Linked DNA regions of Homo sapiens: region 2 is linked to region 1. A link is an interaction called in ENCODE POLR2A ChIA-PET data of the cell type or tissue named here. Cell type or tissue: MCF 10A. All regions are shown on one strand. Each heading gives the region's core, and the rest is flanking DNA. Links, peaks and the distances in the headings are about the cores only.

Region 1 (7,742 bases), core at 1,154-6,153:
AAAACTACTACCATCTGTAAACTTAGAGAATGCTTTATTCACTAACATGATGTATCATATAGCTTTGCTTCTGCCCAAGGAACTTGTTTTACAGTAAGTAAAGAGCAACAATTATTTTTTGCTTATTGAATTTACTGATCCTACCATGTTTCCTGGAATAAATTTTTAAGACTCAAACACAATGCCAACTGAATGGTCACACTTGATGGAGTGCTGCAACGTCATTCAGCATATAGTATATGCTCTGAATCAATGACCAATATATGATGCTGGGTTTTTTTTGCCTATTAGTCAAGATTCATTGGTTAGGGAAGCAGGAAATAGAAAATGAAGTAGCTTCTCTCCCTGTTACTCTTAATTATCCAATAGCAAAATTTTTGCTCCCTGTCCTCACAATTTGGGATCTGCTATTTTAGAGATCTTCATACCCTAGGAAGTAATGCCTCCAATAGGGCAGTCATTAAATCTTAAAGTTCCAAAATGATCTCCTTTGACTCCTTGTCTCACATCCAAGGCACACTGATGTGAAAGGTAGGCTCCCACAGCCTTGGGCAGCTCTGCCACTGTGGCTTTGCAGGGTACAGCCTCACTCCCAACTGCTTTCAGAGGCTGACATTGACTGCCTGTGGCTTTTCCAGGCACACAGTTCAAGCTGTCAGTAGATCTACCATTCTAGGACCTGGAGGAGAGTGGCCCTCTTCTCACAGCTCCACTAAGCAGTGCTTCAGTGGGGACTGTATGTGGGGACTCCAACCCCACATTTCCCTTCCATACTTCCCTAGGAGAGGTTCTCAATGAGGGCTCTGCTTCTGCAGCAAACTTCTGCCTGGACATCCAAGTATTTCCATACATCCTCTGAAATCTAAGTGGAGTTTCCCAAATGTCAATTCTTGATTTCTGTGCACCCACATGTCCAAAACCACATGTAAGCTACCAAGGCTCAGGATTTGTACTCTCTGAAGCAATGGCCTGTAATGTATGTTGGCCCCTTTTAGCCAGTGCTGGAGTTGAAGCAGCTGGGACACATAGCACCGTGTCCTGAGGCTGCATAGAGCAGGGGGGCTCTGAGCTTGGACAACAAAACTATATTTCCCTCCTAGGCCTCCAGGCCTGTGTTGAGAGAAGCTACTATGAAGGTTTCTGATGTGACCTGGAGACAATTTCCCCTGTTGTCTTGGTGATTAACATTTGACTCCTCATTACTTATCTAAATTTCTGCATTGAGCTTCATTTTTTTCCCCAGAAAAATGGATTTTTGTTTTCTATTGCATCATTGGGCTGCAAATTTTCCACATTTTTTATTTTTTTTTTTTTTTTTTGCTCTGCTTCCTGTTGAACTTTTTGCTGCTTAGAAATTTCTTTTGCCAGATACCCTAAATGATCTCTTTTAAGTTCAAATTTCCACAGATCTCTAGGGCAGGGGCAAAATGTCACCAGTCTCTCTTTGCCAAAACATAGCAAGAGCCACCTTTATTCCAGTTCTCAACAAGTTTCTCATCTCCACCTGAGACCATATCAGCCTGAACTTCATTGACCATATAACTATCAGCATTATGGTCAAAGCCATTCAACATGCCTTTAGGAAGTTTCAAACTTTCCCACATGTTCCTGTCTTCTGAGCCCTCCAAGTTTCTAGGAAGTTCCAAATTTTCCCACATTTTCCTGTTTTCTTCTGAGCCCTGCAAACTATTCCCACCTCTGCCTATTACCCAGTTCCAAATTCGCTTCCACATTTTCAGGTATCTTTACAGCAATGTCCCACTCTCTGCAGTACCAATTTACTGTATTAGTTAGTTCTCACACTTTTAATAAAGACATACTCGAGACTGAGTAATTTATAAAGGAAAGAAGTTTAATTGACTCACAGTTCAGCGTGGCTGGGGAGGCCTCAGGAAACTTATAATCTCAGCAGAAGGGGAAGCAAGAACTTTCTTCTTCACATGGCAGCAAGAGAGAGAACTGCTGAGCAAAGGGGGAAAGGCCCCTTATAAAACTATCAGATTTTATGAGAACTCACTATCAGAAGAACAGCATGAGGGTAACTGCCCCCATGGTTCAATTACCTCCTACCAGGTCCCTCCCACAACATGTGGGGATTATGGGAATTACAATTCAAGATGAGATTTGGGTGGGGACACAGCCAAACCATATCACTCATATATTCTTACAGTAAAAAAGTTAATGGAACACTATAAGAACTTGAAATTGTCAGTACTATTAATGGCATAGATACCAGGAATTCAGTTTTGGGACACTCTACAAGTCAAGAAACCATGATCAGCTAAGTTGCTTGCTGAGGACAAAGGGAATATGGAATAGGTATTAAAAGAAGCAAGTAATATCAGCTACAACCATGAGACCATTTACAAAAATTAAAACTACAGTAGTTGTATTTCCTCTTTACTTATACATAAATATATTTGTGTGTATATATCCATATAAACATATATCCAAGAGAGGAAAAAATAACAAAGAAATAGATTAGTTAATACAAGATACAGAGATTTGTGTATATATATACATATTGACCATTCTTTTTTACAATCTAACATAATATGTGTTAATAGTGATTAACCTAATATGTCAATGTTTAAGTTATTAGAAGATATGAAAGCAAGAATGTGACCAATCTAGGAAGAGAATAAACACCACCCACAGATGAATGAAATGACTATGGGACTTTGTATCCTCTTTTGGTGGGAAGTGAGTGAATTGGAGGAGGGAGTTAGCAGGTTTTCAGTTGCATGAGAGATAGGTGCATCATGTTAGGTAGAATCATGACTTACCTATTAGATGCAAATATGGATAAAAGAGATGTGAATGACACCAAGCTGACATGAGCTGGAGTGCGGTTGTTTTGTAGTTTATCAGCTTGTAGTTTATCAGCTTGTTTGACCTGGAACAATATTGCCCAGAATCCTCTTTCCCCATATGGTTCTCAGAGGTGGTCAAAAGATAATCCAATGTGATTTGGAAAGCAGAAATGAAGCAGCAGCCATTACTCTTTGAAGTTCATCCTAGTTAAAGGAAATAAGAAATATAAAGATCTTCCAGAAGATTTTCACTTTTCTTTAATCTTCTTGCTGTTGAGAGACAGACACAAACATACCAGTGGATTCAGCTTGTTATCACTCTCCACTCTGCATCCAGCTCTATTTCCAAATGCCACTGATGAATAGGATCCCCTATCCTTCAGCAGACATATAAACAGCAACCTTCCAAAGCCACCAGCTCTCCTTTACACTCCTCTTCTAGCAGCTGCATATGTGTTGCTTCACTGATTTCCTGGCAAGCTCTAACTTGTTCACCCACGCCAATGCATCAGAGGAGCTGAGAAGTGACTGTTCTCCAGCTTCTCCTACAATTGTGCAAGAAGTTACCATTATAATAAATCCCTACTCTACAGTACTCTGAGTAGTTCTGCTTCCTTGATTTAGTCCTGACTGATACAGGAGCTTCTCAGGTCCCCAGCCACATAGAGACAGTCCATGGGCCAGAATAGTCCACAGTGCATTTACCTGCAAGGGGGCTGGGGAAGACTGAAGAACTGACAAGTGAGCAATGGTAATGTCAACCATTTATTTTTCATTTCTCAATGTTAATTTCTTATTTTAAAGAAAAAATAATAACCACATACTCATTATTTTTAAAATTACCAGGAGTAAAAAAAATTATATCTTATCAAAGTCTAGATGCTCCCTCTATCATCCTTCCAATAATCCCACTTAAGGGGGAGCCCTTTCTTTCATACACAGGGTATAGGACAAACTGTTAAGACTGAAGTTACATCGTGCTCATCTACAGAGGGGAATACAACTGAAAAGGTTAGTAAGAGGCAAAATCGCTTTTAATCAAAATTACTTTTAAAATAACAGTTTCAACATCCTTGTGGGGGGAAAAAAAGAACAGAAGTAAAAATAAGGACTAGATGGTGAGGAAACAGAGCAAAAGGCAGCCTGTTAAGAAGTGAACCAGTGGATGGAGGAGAAGAATGGTACAACAACCTGAGAGAGTAATAAAATCCTTCAAAGGTTTTTCTGAGATAGGGAGGATATCAATATGTTTATAGAAAACAGAATGATGTTAATGAACTCAAACTAACAAAGTGGAAAAGTAACCAATGTTTCAATAGCCAGAAATTATAGGACAAGACTAGAATCAAGAGCATAAGGACAGAGGGTACCTTACAAATAACAGACCCCACACTTCCTTGACCAGTAAAGAAGACGATAACAGCAGGAGGAGAAATGGCAAAAAAAAAAAAAAAAAAAAAAAAAAAAACCGAGAAAGGAGTACAGTTTCTCTCTTCCTTTCTTCTTCACTCTCTAACACACACTAATATCCCTAGTCAAGTTTTTTTAATAGCTAATAAATCGTTGACATAAAATCAAATTTTGAAAAGGAACACGTCTTACTCATATAGAGGTGCATCCTGGCTGAACCTAAATTAAGATTAGAAGTGTGAAGCCAACAGATGCTCTCTGCCTCTGCAACCACCATTTCCTGACTCACAAAGATGGAGGGAGAGGTGCATGGAACAAAAAGTGGCCTGTAAGAGGAATTTGGAGGATACAGAGAAAAATGTTATAAATAGCACAGTATCTCATTACATTAACTGGAAAATTATAATCTAAATCCATGACTACATTGATTTAATTATAGTCATCAAACTTCTAAAAAAGGAAGAAGAAAGCATAATTAAGGAAAACATTAAAATGTAATCTAACCTTTAATATTCACTCTAGAAGCTCATAGTCTACTGGCAAGCTTATGGGGAAATAATAAAACTTAGCTTATTTAACTTTTGGTCCTCAGAACCTCCATAAGATCAATAACATTATTACACACTACTTCTTAATAGTAATAATAGTAAAAGCTGACATTAATAAGAACTTACTATGTGCTAGATATGTGTTAGACTTACTGTTTTAACTATGTGTTAGAAAATACAGCTAACAGCTATATTGATCTCATTTAATCCTCATAGTTCTAGAAGGAAAGCATTACTGTTATCTCCATTTCACAGATAAGAAAGTTGGAATTTAGTGATTTACCCAAGATCACACAGTAAGAAAGAAAACCTAAGCCCACGGCTTTCTGACATTCCAAGTGCACAACCACTAATCTATGCCACTTTCTTACATTCATAGACCTCCAAAAATATCCAACTTTAAGCACTGGCTGTTTAAATATGTATTTCTCAGCAAAATTTTTTTTCTATATTTTACAAATTTTTCATGAATGCAAATATTTTATGAACCTCTACTTTAAAAAATGATTATTTTAGTTATTTTCTTGGTCCTGTTTTCTTTCAAAAAGACAGTCTCTGCAAACTCTAGGTTTAATTTAAATTCAACCCAAGTTGAAAAGGGCTTGCCACTCTCCTGAGTCCTACTGTTCTTGGCGTGGAATTGCTGACCTAGTTCTAAAGAGAGGGATAAATGCACATGGCTCAAATGTAGTTTTTGGGGGAAGAGGAAAGTTATTGTTCATGTCCCATTTACATAGAATGCTGACCTTTCAATGTAAACCACTTCTTATTGTAAACGTTTAACAAATAAAAATAATTGAGCTCATGCTTTACCAACAATGATCCATGCTGCTTTAACCTTGGTTTACTTCTATGTTATAATCTGAATACCCAACTTGAGTTCAGTCTTGGGGAATAGGGCATTGTTCCATGTTGTACAGGTAAAATATCAGACTTAATCCTATATACCTTTAATCTGGAAAATAAAATGGGTAGGTAGAAAACAGTGCTCTCAACTTACTCTAAATCCAATAAAAAGAGGGAAAAGCACACTATCTATCTGATGTTAAGCATACAGATATGACAGTTGTATTGTCAGCACAGAGACATTCGTTCATATAATACAGTATCAGCAACACTTTAAAATGTTACTGATTAGAAGTATTGAAATTATAACCTGTATCACTTACAAGCTTCAAAATCAGAAAATGCCTTCAAGCTTGTTGTTTTATAGTATATATGAGGAAAAAATGTTTAAAGGAATATTGTAGACTTTAGAAATTGTTACCAAATATGGTATAAAACTCCAAAAGATAAATACTTAATTGTAAAGAAAATAATCAGAGTTAGAGTTGTGGTATAAATTAATTAAAAACAATGCCATCCAAGGTGATTAAGTATGAGCTAGAGGTTAAAAAGAAATAGATATCACAAGAAAAATATTCAGGGAAAAACATAAAAACCTATGCTTTAGAAAGGGTATATTTGATTATAAGAATCAGAAATCCTCTAAGTCTAGCTTAATGAAAATGGGCTTAACATAAAGGAAAACATGCAAATTCCAAGGGCATCCAAAGACAAGAAATGAAGAGCAGCCAGAACACAAGAATCCCAGAAATGGAAGGGAAAGGGCAGGCACTAAAGCATCTCTCTGTTTCTCCCATAAATCACCCATGATCAGCATCCTAGACTTGGACATGGCCCAGCGTGGCCACATTGTCTGCAGCTCTCATCTCAGGCTGTTGTTTAAGTACCTACTAGCATCTGATGATCACAATTCCCAGTTGCCTGAGCTGTGAATTGTTTGCTGCTGAGTTGAGTATTCATGCCAAAGATATGTCAGCTTCAACTGAAAGGCAATTTTATTATTTTATTTGTGTTAACTTTTATTTTAGGTTCAGAGGTACATCCGCAACTATGTTAAATGGATAAATTGTGTGTCATGGGAGTTGCGTGTACAGATTATTTCATTGCTCAGCTAAAAAGCATAGTTCCCAATAGGGTTTTCCAGTCCTTACCTTCCTCCCACCCTGCACCCTCAAGTAGGGCCCAGTAAAAAAGTTAATGGAACACTATAAGAACTCAAAATTATCAGTACTACTAACAGCATAGACACCAGGAATTCAGTTTTGGGACACTCTACAAGTCAAGAAACCATGATCAGCTAAATTGCTTGCTGAGGATGAAGGGAATATGGAATAGGTATTAAAAGAAGCAAGTAATAAATATCAGCTACGACCATGAGACTATTTACAAATTAAAACTACACTAGTTGTATTTCCTCTTTACTTATATATAAATATATTTGTGTGTATATATCCATATAAACATTCTTTCTGTCCATGTGTACTCAATATTTAGCTCCCACTTAGTGGAGTTGAGGACATGCAGTATTTTGTTTTTTCTTCCTTTGTTAGCTTGCTTAGGGTAGTAACCTCCAGCTGCATTCACATTGCTTCCAAAGACATGACCTAGTTCTTTGTGTCTGTGTAGTGTTCCAAGGTGTAGATGTACCACATTTTCTTTATTCAGTCTACCATTGATGGGCATTCAGGTTGATAATATGTTTTTGCTATTGTGATAGTGCTGCAGTGAACACACGCATGCCTGTTTCTTCAGGGTAGAATGATTTATATTTCTTTGGGTATATACCCAATAATACAATCACTTGGTCAAAGAGTAGTTCTGTATTAAGTTATTTGAGAAAATACCAAACTGCTTTCCACAAGGGCTTCACTAATTTACATTCCCACCAGTAGTTTTAAGCATTCCCTTTTCTCCACAACCTCACTTTGTTATTTTTCGGTTGCCATTCTGATTGGTGTAAGATGGTATCTCACTGTGATTTTGATTCACAATTATCTAATGATTAGTGATGTTGAGAATTTTTTCATATGCTTGTTGGCCATGTGTATGTCTTTTTTGAAAACTATCTGTTCATGTCCTTTGCCCACTTGTTAATGGGGTTGATTTTTGCTTATTAATTTGTTTA
Region 2 (7,742 bases), core at 1,138-6,137, 91 kb after region 1:
TCATTTATTTAACAGGTACCAATGACATAGTAACAAGTGCCAGGAACTGTGCTGGTTCAGAGTTAGAAATATAAATACAACATACATTCAGTCTTCTAGGTACTCACAGACTAGTAGGAGAAAGAGAGAGTACCTAATGGGAAATCTCTGTGAAAAATGCTTAAGGGAAATACATCAAAGGCACTGTAGTAGCAAAGGTAATTAGCTTTATCCAGGTGCATCAAGGAAATCCACACAACCATTGGGCATGCTCAAAGCAATACTGCTAGATACACAAAGAGAGTCCTTAGTTTTCTCATGTATATAGACAGCAAGCTTCTTACCAATATGTCTCAATTTATCCTAAAAGAATACCACGCTCAGACCACCACCAAATGGCTCTGTCTCTGGGCACGGTTACCACTTGGCATCTGCTGAGATGTACAGTGAGGGTATTAATTACTGCTCGCTGTGTGATAAATGTGGTTGATAGTTCTTGATGAGGTCAGTGTTTTGTGGATCTTGGATTAATGACTCCAATTTGACAGACAGCAAGCCACTAAATGGTTACCAGGTGGCAAAAATATTGTGTTACCCTAGGTAGAACCGAAGAGAGTAATATAGCTATGAAATCACCTCATAGTAGGATTAATTACTTGTAAGCATATTTTTCCAAATAATCTTAAGCAGAAAGTCTAAGTTTTTCTATTTTTATATTTAGAAAACAAACTAATTCTTAGTGGACTCAACCAAAAATCAAAGAAATTATTCAGACATAAAATACAGATTTAAAGTCACTGAAGCATGATGAAGGATATCAACTTCAGAGTGCACAGCAAATATCTAGCCTTTGGAAAGAAAGGGCCACATACATGTTAAGTAATTTAACTTTACCACTTACATATTTAACTGTTTAAATAGCCTAAGTACATTTATGATAAGACATTTAGCAGAAGACATTTCCTCAGCTTCTTCAGAAAAAATCCTACTAGTATATTATCTTAAAGTACTCACCAAAAAAAAAAAAAAATACAACAGAGATATATTTGTTTCCTGTCTAGTGAAAACAGCAAAAATCTCAACATATGGCTCTCTTACCTCCTCATGAGGCCATGAGCTTATTGAGGAGGAAGCCATTTGTCAATTATGCTTATACTCTCAGAACATAGCATAGGGTCCAATATATGGGTAAATAATTTTGTTGAGTCATTTAACAACCAAATCTGGACGATGGAGATTGAGCCTTGGCACACATTCCATCATGTGTATAGGACCTCCACCCCTCATGAGTCAATCTGCAGAGAGGCAAACAGTGCCAGTCACTGTGCACACAGACACAGTATGTGAGGGTACAGTAAAAACAGAAATACAGAATTTAGAGTCACTTTCCTTAAGGAGCTTAATATAGTTCTTGAAGAAGGGTGGTTGTTAGTGGGCATGACTATTTTGTGTCCCAAGGACTAGAACATTGCAACCCAAAATTCTTTGTACAAGTTTTAATCTAAAATGCAGGTCTAACCTATGGCCTCTCCACTTATGCACCTTGTATTGTCATAGAAAACTGCTAATGTAACAATAAAACCTGATGTTATTTGCCAGTGATGATTTTAAATGGTCAATCATGCCATTTCTTGGCTAAAAACCTCTACTAACTCTCCCATTTTTCTTAGGGTAAAAAGCCAATGCTCGCCTAAAATCTAACTTCCCTTTACTTTCCTTCTTCACCTTGAGCACTAGCAGTCCTCTTCCATCTCAGCTTTTGCATGGCGCTTCCTATTCTCTTGTCCCAGAACCTTCTTCTCACAACCTTTCTATGTTCAAGTCTTTGCCCACAGGTTACTTTCTCAACGAAGTTTAGCCCACATACCCTGTTTACGATTGGAACTGAAAGGAATTAGTATATGCTACCCAAAAATATGCCATAAGAATTATTTTGAACTGAAGACAATTGAGAAACAGCACATAGAGGAAGGGCTTTCTGTCCTACTTTTTTTTTTTTTTTTTTTTTGTCTAAAAGCAGGAAATACATTTTCCTTTGTAAAATGTCCTTCTTCCCCTTTTTCATGAAGAGAAGATTCATTACTAGAGATGGCACCAACTTGAGTCCACATAACAAACCTTACTAAATAACCCTTATCTCCTCCTTATATTTACCTTCTCACAATTTACTCCCCCTACTAGCCCACACCTTCCCTTTCCTTCATCTAGTCACTTCTCCACAATTTATCATCCTATGTTGAGATGTTATATAAGCCCCAAGTTTTAACCATCCCATTAAAGTTACTCCTCACTGAGCTCTCCCACATGTATGTGCATTGCATACATAAATAACCTGGGTTTTTTTTTCCTCCTGGCAATCTATCTTTTATCAGTTTAATTTGCAGACCCCAGGTCCTGAACCTAAAAGATGGTAAGGAAAAATATTTCTTTCCAACAGAACCTTTTTCACCTAGAGTTTTCTATCCTTCTTATTGTGTTTTATTTTCTGTACGGCACTTATAATGCTCTAACATACTTCATGTGTTTAGGATTGACTTCCCTCTTCCAGAAAGTAAGCTCCATGAGGACAGGGATTTTTATCTCTTTTGTTCTCTGATGTATCCTCAGTGCCTTAAGGAGTGCCTGACACATAGAATGCATTGTTGAATTAGTCAATAATCAATCAATTATAACCACCATGACCTTTGCACATGAGCACTACACATAAAGAGCTGATAGAGATTATTAGGAAATTAGAGTTTAATTTCTTATTGGGGTGGAAGAGTAACAAATCATGAAGAAGTCACACTAGAAATGTACCCTTCTCAACATTTATCATAAAATATTTTTATAAGCATCAAAAAAACTTATTAACAAGAAAAACAATTCGGAATAAATTGTTATTTTGAAAGCAATTTTAGAGTTTTTGGAATAATGGAAAATGCCTATGCACACTACAAGGAAATTTACCAGCAAACACAGACTTTGGTTCAGTCTTCATCATATATATTTTTAAAAGCATCAGGTAGCCTACCCTTACAGAGAAATTTGCTCTCCAATTATACACATATATAAATGATTGCTATGTGAATATGATGTTTCAGTCACTATCCCAACTCTATATTAAGTGACTAGCCCAAAGTCACCTACAAAATTGCTTTTATATACCCAACACATGGCTGTAAAACCCTATATGTGAGATATTTTCTTATTTTCATAATCAATTTTAATGTTTTATGATTATTTTTTAAAATGTCCTCCAGGAATAGAGCAAGTAACTTGAGAACCTTGATCAAAATAAATTCGATTAGAGCCAGAAGTGAACAATTTCCTGAGCAGCATGTCTAGATTGTTTCTAAACTATGATGAATTTCCACTATATATTGTTTTCTATTTTATTATATTCAAAATATGTTGAGCTTTTAGTGTGTAAAAATGGCTCAAGAATCTTGACTGTACAAGTAACCATAAAATAAGAACTGTTTTCTAATCTTGGAAACATAAATTGTTGAATCACTATTAAATCCAAATTTAATTTAGTTATATTTCATTTAAATCGATAACATTATTGATTGCATGATATATCATTACTCTATGTATCACTAAGAAAGAATAAAACACTGAAAATTGTAAATGTAAGATGTCTTTGATTCTAATACGCATTCCGATTTCAGAGATTTTAAAATGGGGAAAACGTCTATCTGAATCAATGAGTCATTTTCTAATATTTAGGGTATTTATAACCAGGGTAGCCAAATATTCTCCTTTTCTACCAAGAAAACAATAAGAACAAATTAATTATTTGAATAAGCTACTATTGAGGAAGGTTGTTCTTGTGACACTGAGGATTATCAAATACTATACTAGACTCAAGAAAAATTGTAAAATAGCCTATAGTGGAATAGCTCTGGCTAGCATGAGAAAAATAATTATTCGTGATCCACAAGTTCAAAATCTAGAAGAAATTAGCCTGGATCTAAAAGAAATAACATTATCATCATAGTCTTTTTGAAGGAAATGCTAAGGTGCAAAAAAGTATTATTGTCTTAGAAAAATATTGGTCCTTCTTAAATTCATGCACTAATTGATTTTCTCAAATTGTTTTTACTGGAATTCTGAATTTTCACACAATGACTTTGTCTAATAAAAATAGTCACCAATATGATCTTGTATATCTAATTCTTCTTCATGCTGTGCTTTAATGGGAAACTAGAAAATGTCATTCTAAAAATTGTTTTGACAAATAGTAGATAAATCATAAAACATAAGCAAGATAATGTTTAAAATGAGGAAGGATTTGGCAGCCAAATAGCCAAGGAAAAAAATAAAAGCGAAAACTACTAGTATAAAGATTGAAATCACTTATAAAATTTTAAGAATGTATGACTAGATCTTTCAAAATGGAAATTATAAACAATAAGAAATGTCATGCAATTTTATTTTATGCACAACCATGTAAGTAAATGTACCATTTAATAATGAAGATATGAAAAAGATAAACTGCTAACAAAATATAGTCTGCAATAACTTCTTTCAGAAATGGTGTATACATTTTAAAAGGAGAGAATCAATAGCTGTAAGATTAAAAAACATTATTCATCTCTTTCTCACAGCAGGGTGACTAAGCCTGCTGTCACCAAACATGTTACCTCACTGTTCCCTGATGGAGTTCCTTTAATAGGATGAGATGAATGCAAGTGTTTAACTATTTTAACATATCAACAACAGAAAATAAAAGCAGCTATTGAAACAAATTATCTGGCTTCCCACTCATTAAATATGTTTATGTCATTAGACAGAATGATACTGATGCCTAAAAGTTCTATACAGGTTGAGCATCCCTAATCTAGAAATCAAAACTCCAAAATGCTCTAAATTCTGAAACTGTTAAAGCACTGACATACTTAAAGGTCATACTCAAAGGAAAAGCTTACTGGAGCATTTCAGATTTCATACATTCGGATTAGAGATACTCAACAAATAAGTATATGCAAACACAGCAAACCTCATACTATTGCACTTTGCTTTATTGTGCTTTGCAAATATTGCATTTTTTAAAAAATTGAAAGTTTGTGGCAACCCTGTGTCTAGCAAGTCTACAGGTGCCATTTTTCCAACAGCATGTGCTCACTTCATGCATCTCTGTGTCACATTTTGGTAATCCTTACCATATTTCAAAATTTTCATTATTGTTATATCTGTTATGGTGATCTGTGACCAGAGATCTCTGATGTTACTATTGTAATTGCCTTGGGGCTCCAAGAATCATGCCTGTATAAGACAGCAAACTTAATAAATAAATGTTGTGTTCTGACGGATCCACTGACCTGACCGCCATTCCCCTATCTCTCCCCCTCTCCTCAGGATTTCCTTTCCCTAAAACACAACAATATTAAAACTAGACCAATGAATAATCCTAAAATGGCATCTAAATTTTCAAGTAAAAGGAAGAGTCATATGTCTCTCACTTTAAATAGAAAGCTAGAAATGGTTAAACTTAGTGAGAAAGGTGTGTCTAAAACTGAGATGGGCCAAAAGCCAGACCTCTTGTGTCAAACAGTTAACCAAGTTGTGAATGCAAAGGAAAAGTTCTGGAAGGAAATTAAAAGTGTCACTCCAGTGAACACACAAACGATAAGAAAGCAAAACAGCCCTATTGCTGATACGGAGAAAGTTGTGGTCTGGATAGAAGATCAAAATAATCACAACATTCCCTTAAGCTGAAACCTAATCCACAGCAAGGCCCTATTTCTCTTCAATTCTACAAAGGCTGAAAGAGGTGACAAAACTACAGAAAAAAAGTTTGAAGCTAGGAGAGTTTGGTTCATGAGGTTGAAGGAAAGAAACAATCTTCATTACATAAAAGTGCAAGGTGAAGCAGCAAGTGCTGATGTAGAAGCTGCAGCAAGTTATCCAGAAGATCTAGCTAAGATTATTGATAAAAGTGGCTACACTAAACAACAGATTTTCAATGCAGATGAAACAGCCATCTATTGGAAGAAGATGCCATCTAGGACTTTCATTACAAAGAGGAGAAATCAATACCTGGCTTCAAAGTTACAAAGAATAGGCTGACTCTCTTATTACATGCTAATGCAGCTAGTGACTTTAAGTTGAAGTCGATGCTCCTTTACCATTCCGAAAATACTAGGGCCCTTAAGGATTATGCTAAGTCTACTCTGCCTGTGCTCTGCAAATGGAACAATAAAGCCTGGATGACAGCACATCTGTTTATGGCATGATTTCCTGAATATTTAAGTGCTACTGTCAAGAGCTACTGCTTAGAGGAAAAAAAGATTCCTTTCAAAGTATTACTGCTCATTGACAATGCACTTGGTCACCCAAAAGCTCTGATGGAGATGTACAAAGATATTAATGTTGTTTTCATGCCTAATACAACATTCATTCTGTAGCCCATGAATCAAAGAATAATCTTAACTTTCAAGTCTTATTATTTAAGAAATACATTTTTTGTAAGACTAAAGCTGACATAGTGGATTCCTCTGAAGGATCTGGGCAAAGCAAACTGAAAACTTTCTGGAAAGGATTCACCATTCTAGTGTCATTAAGAACATTTGTGATTCATGGGAGAAGTGAAAATATCAACATTCACAGTTTAGAAGTGGATTCCAATCCTCACAGATGACTTTGAGAGGTTCAAGTCTTTAGTGGAGGAAGTGCACACGTGGCAGAAATAGCAAGAGAACTAGAATTATAAGTGGAGCCTAAATATATGACTGAATTACCACAATCTAATGAAAAAACTTTAAAAGATGGGGAATTGTTTCTTATAGATGAACAAAGAAAGTGGTTTGCTAGGATGGTATTTACTCTTAGTGCAGATACTGTGAACATTGGTGAAATGAAAACAGAGGATTTAGAATATTATGTAAATTTAGTTGATGAAGAAGTGGCAGAGTTTAAGAGGAATGGCTATAATTTTGAAAAGTTTTTTCTGTGGATAAAATGCTATCAAGGAACATCAAATACCACAGAGAAATCTTTGGTGAAAGGAAGAATCCAGCAACGTGGCAAACCTTATCGTCTCATTTTTTAAAATTGCTGCAGCCACCCCAGCCTTCAGCAGCCACCACACTGATCAGTCAGCAGCCATCAACATCCAGGCAAGACTCTACCAGTAAAAGAATTACAACTCACTAATTTCAGATGACTGTTAGCATTTCTTAACAATATTTTTAAATTAAGATGTGTACATTTAAAGAAATGCTATTGTACACTTAATAGACTACATTATAGTGTAAACATAACTTTTACATGTGCTTAGAAACCAAAAAATCAGTGTGACTCGCTTTATTGCAGTATTTGATTTATTGCAGTGGTCTGGAACTGAACCTGCAATATCTCCAAGGTATGCCTGTATTCAAAATACAAAATCCAAAACAATTCTCCTCTTCCAAGCATTTCAAATAAGGAGTACTCAACCTGTAGTGCCATTGGAATTGAGGTTTACCAATTAAAGGACAAACTAGATCCAATGTAAAATAAGTTCCTCAAACTCTTTGCTAATCTCCAACAGACAGAAGTGCTTAACGTTTGTTAGGGAGACTGTGTGTGCAATTTTAAATCTAAACTAAATCTAAACTGTAATTTCAAAAGTTTGCCCCTTCCTAATTATTATTTCTCCATATGTAGGAGATTGCCTAAATTATTTATAGGTCATGCTGCCTTAGAGATATCTATAGTAATGAAATAAATCCTCAGAATCCAAGAAACCTTTGTCTGGTACACAAGACGCCTTAGTAGTCTATACCTTTTTTTAATTC

What was found. ChIA-PET counts read pairs that join two places held together with the same protein. Peaks named below come from ENCODE experiments on the same cell type or tissue, not always from the same donor. Only the 100,000 strongest peaks of a DNase experiment are listed, where the experiment ranks them.
Region 2: POLR2A ChIA-PET joins it to region 1 with 5 read pairs; 2 of 35 experiments call an interaction of 5 or more read pairs at or near these places.

What each region holds. Positions count from the first base shown.
Region 1 is chr2:180,218,400-180,226,141 of GRCh38, reverse strand. It overlaps LOC105373768 (a long non-coding RNA gene), which reads right to left and starts at 3,276. Exons shown (of 3, transcript XR_923635.3): 1 at 3,110-3,276; 2 at 2,787-3,017; 3 at 1,932-1,959. In MCF 10A, for the core only: no CTCF peak of the experiment used is centred there; a DNase peak (open chromatin) is centred at 3,291.
Region 2 is chr2:180,127,456-180,135,197 of GRCh38, reverse strand. No RefSeq gene overlaps it. Among named protein-coding and RNA genes, the nearest start is that of EPCART, 6.1 kb to the right of the region's middle. In MCF 10A, for the core only: no CTCF peak of the experiment used is centred there; no DNase peak of the experiment used is centred there.